Regions from separate parts of the Homo sapiens genome. Here region 2 is linked to region 1. A link is a loop called in an ENCODE intact Hi-C map of the cell type or tissue named here. Cell type or tissue: dorsolateral prefrontal cortex. All regions are shown on one strand. Each heading gives the region's core, and the rest is flanking DNA. Links, peaks and the distances in the headings are about the cores only.

Evidence for each region. A loop is a pair of places that touch in the nucleus more often than their neighbours do. Peaks named below come from ENCODE experiments on the same cell type or tissue, not always from the same donor. Only the 100,000 strongest peaks of a DNase experiment are listed, where the experiment ranks them.
Region 2: a loop joins it to region 1, with 3 times the contacts of the local background. A loop is called at or near these places in 10 of 110 quality-filtered maps.

Annotation. Positions count from the first base shown.
Region 1 is chr10:71,310,942-71,316,824 of GRCh38, forward strand. No RefSeq gene overlaps it. Among named protein-coding and RNA genes, the nearest start is that of SLC29A3, 5.4 kb to the right of the region's middle. In dorsolateral prefrontal cortex, for the core only: CTCF peaks have their summits at 3,513 (motif pointing right) and 3,713; DNase peaks (open chromatin) are centred at 2,630 and 3,510; H3K4me3 peaks cover 1,942 bases; H3K27ac peaks cover 1,071 bases.
Region 2 is chr10:72,335,790-72,338,289 of GRCh38, forward strand. DNAJB12 (DnaJ heat shock protein family (Hsp40) member B12) reads right to left here. Exons shown (of 9, transcript NM_017626.7): 6 at 2,413-2,500; 7 at 735-907; 8 at 1-142. The coding sequence ends at 21. Among named protein-coding and RNA genes, the nearest start is that of DNAJB12, 18 kb to the right of the region's middle. RefSeq lists an enhancer at 1-117. In dorsolateral prefrontal cortex, for the core only: CTCF peaks have their summits at 1,562 (motif pointing left) and 1,768; a DNase peak (open chromatin) is centred at 1,512; H3K27ac peaks cover 2,039 bases.

The sequences.
Region 1 (5,883 bases), core at 2,101-4,600:
CAAGTCCTAGACATACAGAGTCCAGAGCCCCAGACAAGAGCATTACTTCCACCCAAAATCTGGCTGATCTGAGACCATATGTATATGGGGCTGGGGACAAGGTGGAGAAAGAGTCTAGGGTCCAGACAGCTGGTCAACCTTTGGGTGAAAGAGAGGTCACCCACCAGCCTCCTGGAACTCTTGCCCTTTGGGCACTGCAGCAGGATCGGATCCCATGCTGTGTGGCCACAGGTCCAGTGGGACAATATGAAAGCAGCCACCACGTGGCATCTGAAAATTGATGTGACTGGGACCAGGAAGGATCTGAATTCCCCAGGCTGGTTAGAGTCCCGGATGCCGACCTCCTTCCCAGTGCCCCTCAAACTGTGTTTCTCTCTCCAGGGAAGTGGGAGGGCGGCAGGGCCAGCACCAGAGCATCCTCTCCTGGCCTGACTTTACCTTCAAAGGAACAGTAAGACTCATAGCTAGCTTCTTAATGGAAGCCATGGAATGCAAAAGGCAGTGAAATGATCTTTAAAGTGCCAAAAGAAAATAAGCATCAATCTAGAATTCCAGACCTGGTGAAAATAGGGCAAAGGGCATTTCCAGGCCAACAAAAATTGAGAAACTTCATTGCTAAAAGACTGACATTAGAAAGAAATACTAATGGGAGCCTTTTGCGCTTACAGAAATGACTCCAGGAAGAAGCAAATGCAGGAAGGAATGAGAAACAATGAGAATGGGTAAATATGTGAGTAAATAGAAATTAATATGAACTGTAAAAAAGAAAAAAAGTAATATCTTATGAGTTTTAAAATAATGTAAATTAAATTATGTTAAAATGGTAACACAAAAGTTGGGTCAGGGTAAGTGTAATTAAGGTATTCTAAGGTACCTGCAACACCTGGGAAAGTGGGAAATGTACTAATTGATATTAGAGTCTAGTAAATCATGTATGGATAAATATAAGCTCTAGAGAATATTTAACTTATAGAAGTGAGAAAGAAATAGTTTTTTAAATTGATCAATCCAAAAAGAGACAAGAAAGGAGGGGAAAAAAGGAACATAGACAAGGTGTGCTGTTGGGAAAAAAGTAGTAGCATTAAACTCAAATATATCTGTCTACCAGTAATTATATTAAATATAAATGGACAAAAGACTTCAAGTTAAAGGTAAAGATAGTTAGAGTGGATTTTTTCTTAAGTATATGCCCCATTTACCGTAAACATGCCCTACATATAAGGATATCTGATAAAATTATAAGAATGAAGAAAGATATATCATAGAAACACTATTCAAAATGAAGCTAGTGTAATTCCACTAAAATTAGGAAAATACACATTAAGGCAAAAACCAAAAACAAAACACACATTACAAGAAAAGAAAGCCATGGACCAAACTATCTCATGAACAAAGATACAAAAATCCCAAGCAAAATACTAACAGGTAGAATTAAGCAACACATTGTTTAAATTATTTATTTGTTTGTTTATTTATTTATTTATTTATTTATTTATTTTGTAGAAACAAAATCTTACCATGCTGCCAGGGTAGTCTTAAACTCCTGGCCTCAAGCAATCCTCTTTTTCCAGTCTCCCAAAGCACTGGGATTACAGGCATGAGTCACTGCACCTGGCCAGAGTAATATTTTTAAAAAGCGATACATCATAATCAAGCTGGGTTTATTCCAGAAATGCAAGGCTGATTTAACATTTGAAAATCAATTAATGTAAATTTACCACATTAATAGAATAAAGACAAAGATCATATGACCATCATAGCAGATTATATTTTCCAACTATCACTGCAATAATATGTACCACTTGACATGCTTTTCTTCCAACTTGACCTTGGCACTCTTCCATCAAGAGTTGAAGTCTATGTCCCCTCCCCCTGGATCCTGGGTGGACCTCAGTGACTCCTTGACCAACAGAGTACAGCAGAAGTGGCCATGCATAACTCCCAAGGCTGGATCCTAAAAACACCCTGTATTTCCTTAAGCCTAAGAAGGCACAGAAAGAGGCCACTTGAAGGAGCTGTGGACAGTAATCCCAGTGGAAGCCCAGCCAACAACCAGCATCAACTGCCAGACACAAGAAAGGGAGGACACTTTCAGATGATTCCAACTCCCAACCTTTGGGTCTTCCAGCCGAGGCCACAGCCATGGGGGGCGAGTGGGGGCGCAGCACAGAGACAAGGCATGCTCATCCTGCCCTGTCCATTTCCCAACCCACAGAATCTGTGCCATAACAAATTTTTTTTGGCACCACTACATTTGGGGGTCGTTTGTTTTGTACACATAGTAATCAGAGGAGAGCAGCTTCTGGGGCTTTAAGAGCGTTCACTTTCTTGTTCCGGGTGCTGGTGGAACAGACGTCACCATTCTGTGATCATTCATGAACTCTACACTTACGATCTGCACACTAGTCTCTATGTAGGTGGTACTTCCATAAAAAGAACCCAAACAAGGATACCAAAGAAAAACGGGGAGGGGACGTGGAGCAATTTCCCTGTTGTAACTGTGGAGCAAGAGATAGATTGGCGCTGACAAATGGGAACATCCCTAACTGGTGGACTCTGTTTTCTCCGTAAAGACCATCTCCGGGAGGGATGTGTTCAGGGCCCTGGGCCAAGTGGAGGAGGAAGATGGCAACAGTTCTTACAGCAAGCAGGAGCCAAGACACGTGGTAGAACTGCAGGGAATCCTCAGGCCCATCTGGCGTTGATAACTGTGAGTTCCAAGCAGACTCGCTGGTCTGCTGGGGACTCTCCAGTGAGGATCATTTGTCAGCTGTAGCTGGGCTCCCCCAGGGTGGGCCCACGCTGCCACGGGGAGATGAGGGACATGGGAGTTCAGGGTACTGCGAAGATGTTACTGACATGGTGAACCTTGGGATCTAAGCTGCCTGAAGATAGAAGGAAGGACATGCTTGATGGATGAAGGGAAGACAGAGGAGTCAGTGCTGGCATCTCCCGGAAGTCCAGAACGTTCCTGGAGGGAGCCACTGACCAGCACACAGCAAGGAGAGGTGGCTAGAATCAGAAAGGGGACTGGAATTCGAATCAGTGATGTGGGCCATCCGTGGTGGCTCACGCCTGTAATCCCAGCATCTTGGGGGGCTAAGGTGGGAGGATCACTTGAAGCCAAGAGTTTGAGACCAGCCTGGGCAACATAGTGAGACCCCCATTTCTGAATAAAATTTTTTTTAATTAGCCGGGAGTGGTGGCCTGCACCTGTAGTTCCAGCTACTCGGGGAGGCTGAGACGGGAGGATTACTTGAGCTCAGGAGCTGGACGCTGCTGTGAGCTACAATCATGCCACTGCACTCCAGCCTGGGTGACAGAGCAATACCCTGGCTCTTAAAAAATAAATTAGTGATGTGGAAGCAGAGAAGTTATGAGTCCGTAGTTATGGCTTTATCACCATAACTACTAACCCTATCTCTCAGAATCCTCGTGCCTCGCACGGGTATCCAGTAACCCTGGAAAGAAAGACCGTAGTGAGTGAGTGACCCCAATCTGTGAGCATTGCACTGATAGAGAAGTTCCACGAGATGGCAGCATCGGCCCATGAGCCTTATGCCTGGCGCTCTCCGCTCCGCCCGTCGCACCGCCCCCCCGCCCCAACGCCCCGCACCCTCCCCCAAAAGGAGCCTGTGAAAAATATTCTGACTCTTCCTGATTGTTATGTCGCCTGCAGGTCAACAGACCCTGGGGAAGAGAAGAAGAGGAGAGCCTGTAGGGCTCCAGTCTTAAAGATGAGGGCTTGTGTGACCCCCACTCCCAACCACTTTTCATGGAGTCTCCTGGGTGGGTTCTGGAGGCAGAAAGGCAACCATGTGAATTTTGGCTCTGCCGCTGACTAGCTGTGTGACTCTGAATGAGGTACTAACCTCTTTGTGCCCCAGTTTCCGCATAAGCTAAACGGGGCTGACAATTGCACCGACCTCATGGTGTGTGGTGGATTCTACGGGATGGGGGCGGCCGTCAGGGGGCTGGAGGCAGAGCGGGAGCTGTGTCCTCTGGCTCACCGTCTTTAACAGCAATCCATACACCTACTCTGTGCCTCCTAGAAGGCTGTTAGGTTGTTATTCTCACCCCCTTTACAGATGAGAAAACTGAGGCTTGACTTCGTAGGGCCACATAAAAAGCATCCTAGCCCAGGTCTGTCTGGCTCCAGGGCCCAGTTCTGACCACCAAGCCAAGAGGCTTCCCTATCGGCCACCCTGGCCAGCCTTGGCATCTCATCCTCCAGTTCCCTGGGCCTGGAGCTGGTCCTCTTGTGATACTGGGATGGCTTCTGCCAGCACTCAGAACCTTTCAGGGCATTTCCAAACCAAGGAGAAACAAGGTGCTTTTTCTTTTCTTTTTCTTTTTCTTTCTATCTTTTTTTTTTTTTTTTTTGAGACAGAGTCTCGCTCTTGTTGCCCAGGCTGGAGTGCAGTAGCGCAATCTCGGCTCACTGCACCCTCCGCCTTCCTGGGTTCAAGCAATTCTCCTGCATCAGCACCCCGAGTAGCTGGGATTACAGGTGCCCACCACCATGCTCAGCTATTTTTTTTTTTTTTGTAGTTTTAGTAGAGATGGGGTTTCACCATGTTGGCCATACTGATCTCAAACTCCTGACCTCGTGATCTGCCCGCCTTGGCCTCCCAAAATAATCGCGCTTGGGATTACAGGCGCAAGCCACTGCGCCCGGCCAGGGTGCTTTTTCAAAGGATTAAGGATTGTAAAATGTCGATCCAGTGGAAAGTGCTTTGGCCATTTGGAGTTTTCCTTCCTTCTCTTCTCCTTCTTATCCTCCTCCTCTTTTTCTCCTCATGTATAAGAATAAAGATGCCTAATGGATGTAGTACTTTACCATTTACAAATATTTTCCCTGACCTTCTCCAACAATACTTGAGCACAGATGGTTGTTGTCATTGAATCCACTCGGTTGCAATGCCTCATATGCCCCAGCCAGATACAGAGTTGGGAGCTATCAAGGCAGAAAAGCATGGCCACTGCATTCCTAGACACAGATGGGGTTCAGGACACACTACCGCAAACTTATGACTGTAGGAGACCAGACCAGAATAGGCCACCCAAAATATGGCTCCTTGGCATAAGAATAATTCTGAGCTGGTTATTTTGAGAAACTGCAGACACAGGAGAAGCTCTAAGAACAAAAGGAAAACTTACCCTTTGAAAGAGAAACTTACATCTTTAAAAGAAATCATACATCAGGGTGTCTCCCTGTCTGCACCAGGAAGAGAAAGATGTCTCTAATCACTAGAAACACCAATGGAGAAGGCATGGACTTCAGTCTGCAAGACCAACCTTCCCCTTGTTGACTAAGCTTTTCCTGCCCACATCCCCACAGCTGGGCCTTCTTTCTTTGTTTCAGTTGAAGATGGCATTTAAGCCTGAACTCAAAGCCGTGGTTTTTGGAGATTTACTTATTTCTCTGAGTATTTCCCAAGTGCACATGACATATACACATTACTAAACTTCTGTTTGTTTTTCTCTTCTCAATCTCAAGATTGTTTCAGGTGTCTACCCTACCTCATGAAGGCTAGAAAAAATTACCTTTCCGCTCCTATAGCACTTATCAAAAGCAATGTTCAGGATAACTTCAGGCAAGGGACAGGAACCCAGCCAATTTCTGAGGCCTGCCCACCCCAGCCTCCCCATCCCTCCCCTCCCTGGAGTCCGCTGCTATGAAGTAGGTATTGTGAAAACACTTTTATTCTGTTTCCTCTCTACTTCCCTTTCTTGACCCAATCTCCCTCTTTTCTGATCATCTGTCAGGGTAAATGTTTTTATTACCTGGTCACTGAAGGGCCTGCTGGTCAGGGGCCAGGGCAGACTCAGAGCTCAGGGCTCTGGACCCCCATTCTCCTGTTCCTTCCCTGATCCCCCAAA
Region 2 (2,500 bases), core at 1-2,500, 1.0 Mb after region 1:
GTGGTGTGGCTGGCCCAGGACTATCCATGCAGGGAGGCCTGCACCTCTGACAGTCGGCTGCAGCTGGGGGTGCCCATCTTCTGTGCTCTGTGGTACATATCTGTGTCGCCAAAGTAGCGTGCCCGGTACAGCAAGCCTTCCTCTGCAAAGCAATGGGACAGGGTTAGTGCACACCCAGTACCTCCCGAAGCCTGCAAGGAAGCCTGCGAGGGCTGTGGAGGGCGGAGGAAAGCTGGTACATGCCCGGGGCTTGGGCAGGGCTGGCCTCCCATTAGGAAGACCATGGAGGAGCAGAGACTACAGTCCTTATGTGGGCGAGGGTGACAGAGGCGCCTTTCTCTAGAATGCAGTGAGGCCAGCCAAGGTGAGACCCTGTCATCCTGGTCAGGCCTCCCCAGGGTCCCACAGACAGATCCAGGAGCACAGTCAGGGGGTGGCCAGGGATCCATCCGCTCCAGTCCATCTCTACACACTCACCTCTGGCAGCCAACATGCTGGGCTGATGGCAGTGATTTACGGGAACCTGAGGAAACTACCAGGTGGCCCCTGGCTCCCAGCCCCGGAGAAACACAGGAGTGGAGACCAGCTCTTGTCTGGGAGGTGGCTGGTGCAGGGCAGTGCCAGGGGCTGGGCCCTCAGAGCACAGGGTGAGCAGGGCTCTCTCCTTCCCCTGCTTTCCAGCTTCATCCCAAGCCACCTCCCAAATACAGCCCCCGCCTTCCCCCCACACTCACTCTGCTGCTTCTCCTTCCAGCAGTTGTTCCGGAGGTTGGCGATATAATCATCTTCCACATTCCGCTCGACTGTTTTGAGGCTGGAGCCTGTGTACTCTTCGGAGAAAGTGTCTCCCACATAGTAGACGACACCCAGGTGGTCAGTGACTCGCCTGTGGATGTGGCCCACGGACCTGGCCAGAAATACCAGGTTCAAAGTGGGTGCGGGTCCCCATGCCCAGGGCACTCTAGGGGTATGGGCCCCAAGACAGGAGGTGCCGCACAGACCAGAGGAGTAGTTGGTTCCCTCTCAAACCAGAGCAGGGACCCGCACACTCCCTGAAAGGAGAGTCTGAGGAAAAGGCAGCGTCCTCCCACACACGTGGCCCAGACCGCAGGACGCCCTGCCTTTAGATCCCTGCTTACCACACTGCTGACCTGGGGCCTTTGGGGAGAGGCCTGGTCTAGGGAACTGGAGACCTGAGAGGGAATCTGGGCTCTGCCTCTGTGCCTCCATCTCCCCATTCATCCCCTAAGCCAATTGTTGCTGAGTGCTTGCCTGCCTATCTAGGAGTTCCCAGTGTAGGGTTAAGAGGCTTAGGAACAAAATGACAGGAAGGGCTCCAGGGAGCCTTATCCTCCCAGCTCCAATCACAGGCTCTGTCAGCTGTGGGAAGAGCCTTGACACCCAGACAGGACCAGTGCTCTGGGGACAACAGTCCCTGCCCTAGTCCTCTGCTCCTCACATCTCTCCAGTTGCAGGGAAAAGGGCTGGCATCTGGCCACAGGGAGCCTGAGCCGGCGGCCAGGGTCCAGTGGACCGACTCTGCCCCCTGCTGGCTGAGAAGGGTCCTGCCAGCTCCCAGCCAGAGGTGGCCACCTTTTGGGAGAGGGGGACCCACCCCACTGAAGATGTGCACCCACTGTGTAGCTGACCCTGGGCCAGGTGCTGGACATCAGTGAGGGGAGCTGACCCCCTAACGGCTCATGAAATGTCCTCAAGTTCACTCCTGGCAGTCGAGACTAAGCATTCATTAAACTAATATTGTTGAGCATTTCTAGTGGGCCAGACATTTTATATGCATTACTCATTAATTTCCACAGCAGGTGGATGTTATAATTCCCATTTTATAGATGAGGAAACCAAGGTTATATAACTTGTTTAGGGTCACACAGCTTCTTAGTGGAGAAGCTGGGATTCTAAGCCATGCTTGCTCTGTCTGACTCTAGTGCCCTGTTCTTTCCACAGCCTCAGGAAGCCCAACCAGAGCCGAGGAGCAGAGGTTCTTCGTCAGGGTTGGCAGGGGAGATGGGCAGGGAAGAGTCACAAAGCCGCCGAAATTATATGCAAAACTCTGTGTGTATATGTGTGCGTGTATGTGTGCATGTGTATTATGTGTGTGCATGTATTGTGTGTGTGTGTACATGTGTATCGTGTGTGTGTATGTGTGTGTGCACATGTGTGCATAGTTTTAGGGAAAAGTTCTGTAGCTCTCGCTGCAATTTCTTAGGGGACCATAATCCTAAAAAGCTTAAGAGTCCTAGTTGAATAGAGAAAGTATATTTTCTTGATTCGAAGCCAGGTTTCTGCATTATGATCGCACACTGGCTGGATCAGGATGGGAAAGAAGGCCCCTGATGGGGCTGAGAATTTAAAGCCCCTTGTCTGCCCATGGCCCGGCCTCACCCATGTACTCACGGTCTTGGACTCAGACTGTAGGGTGGACTGGAGACCATGAGCTGGCTGAGAGCTGACACGAGAATCAGGATGAGGATAGGCATCAGCT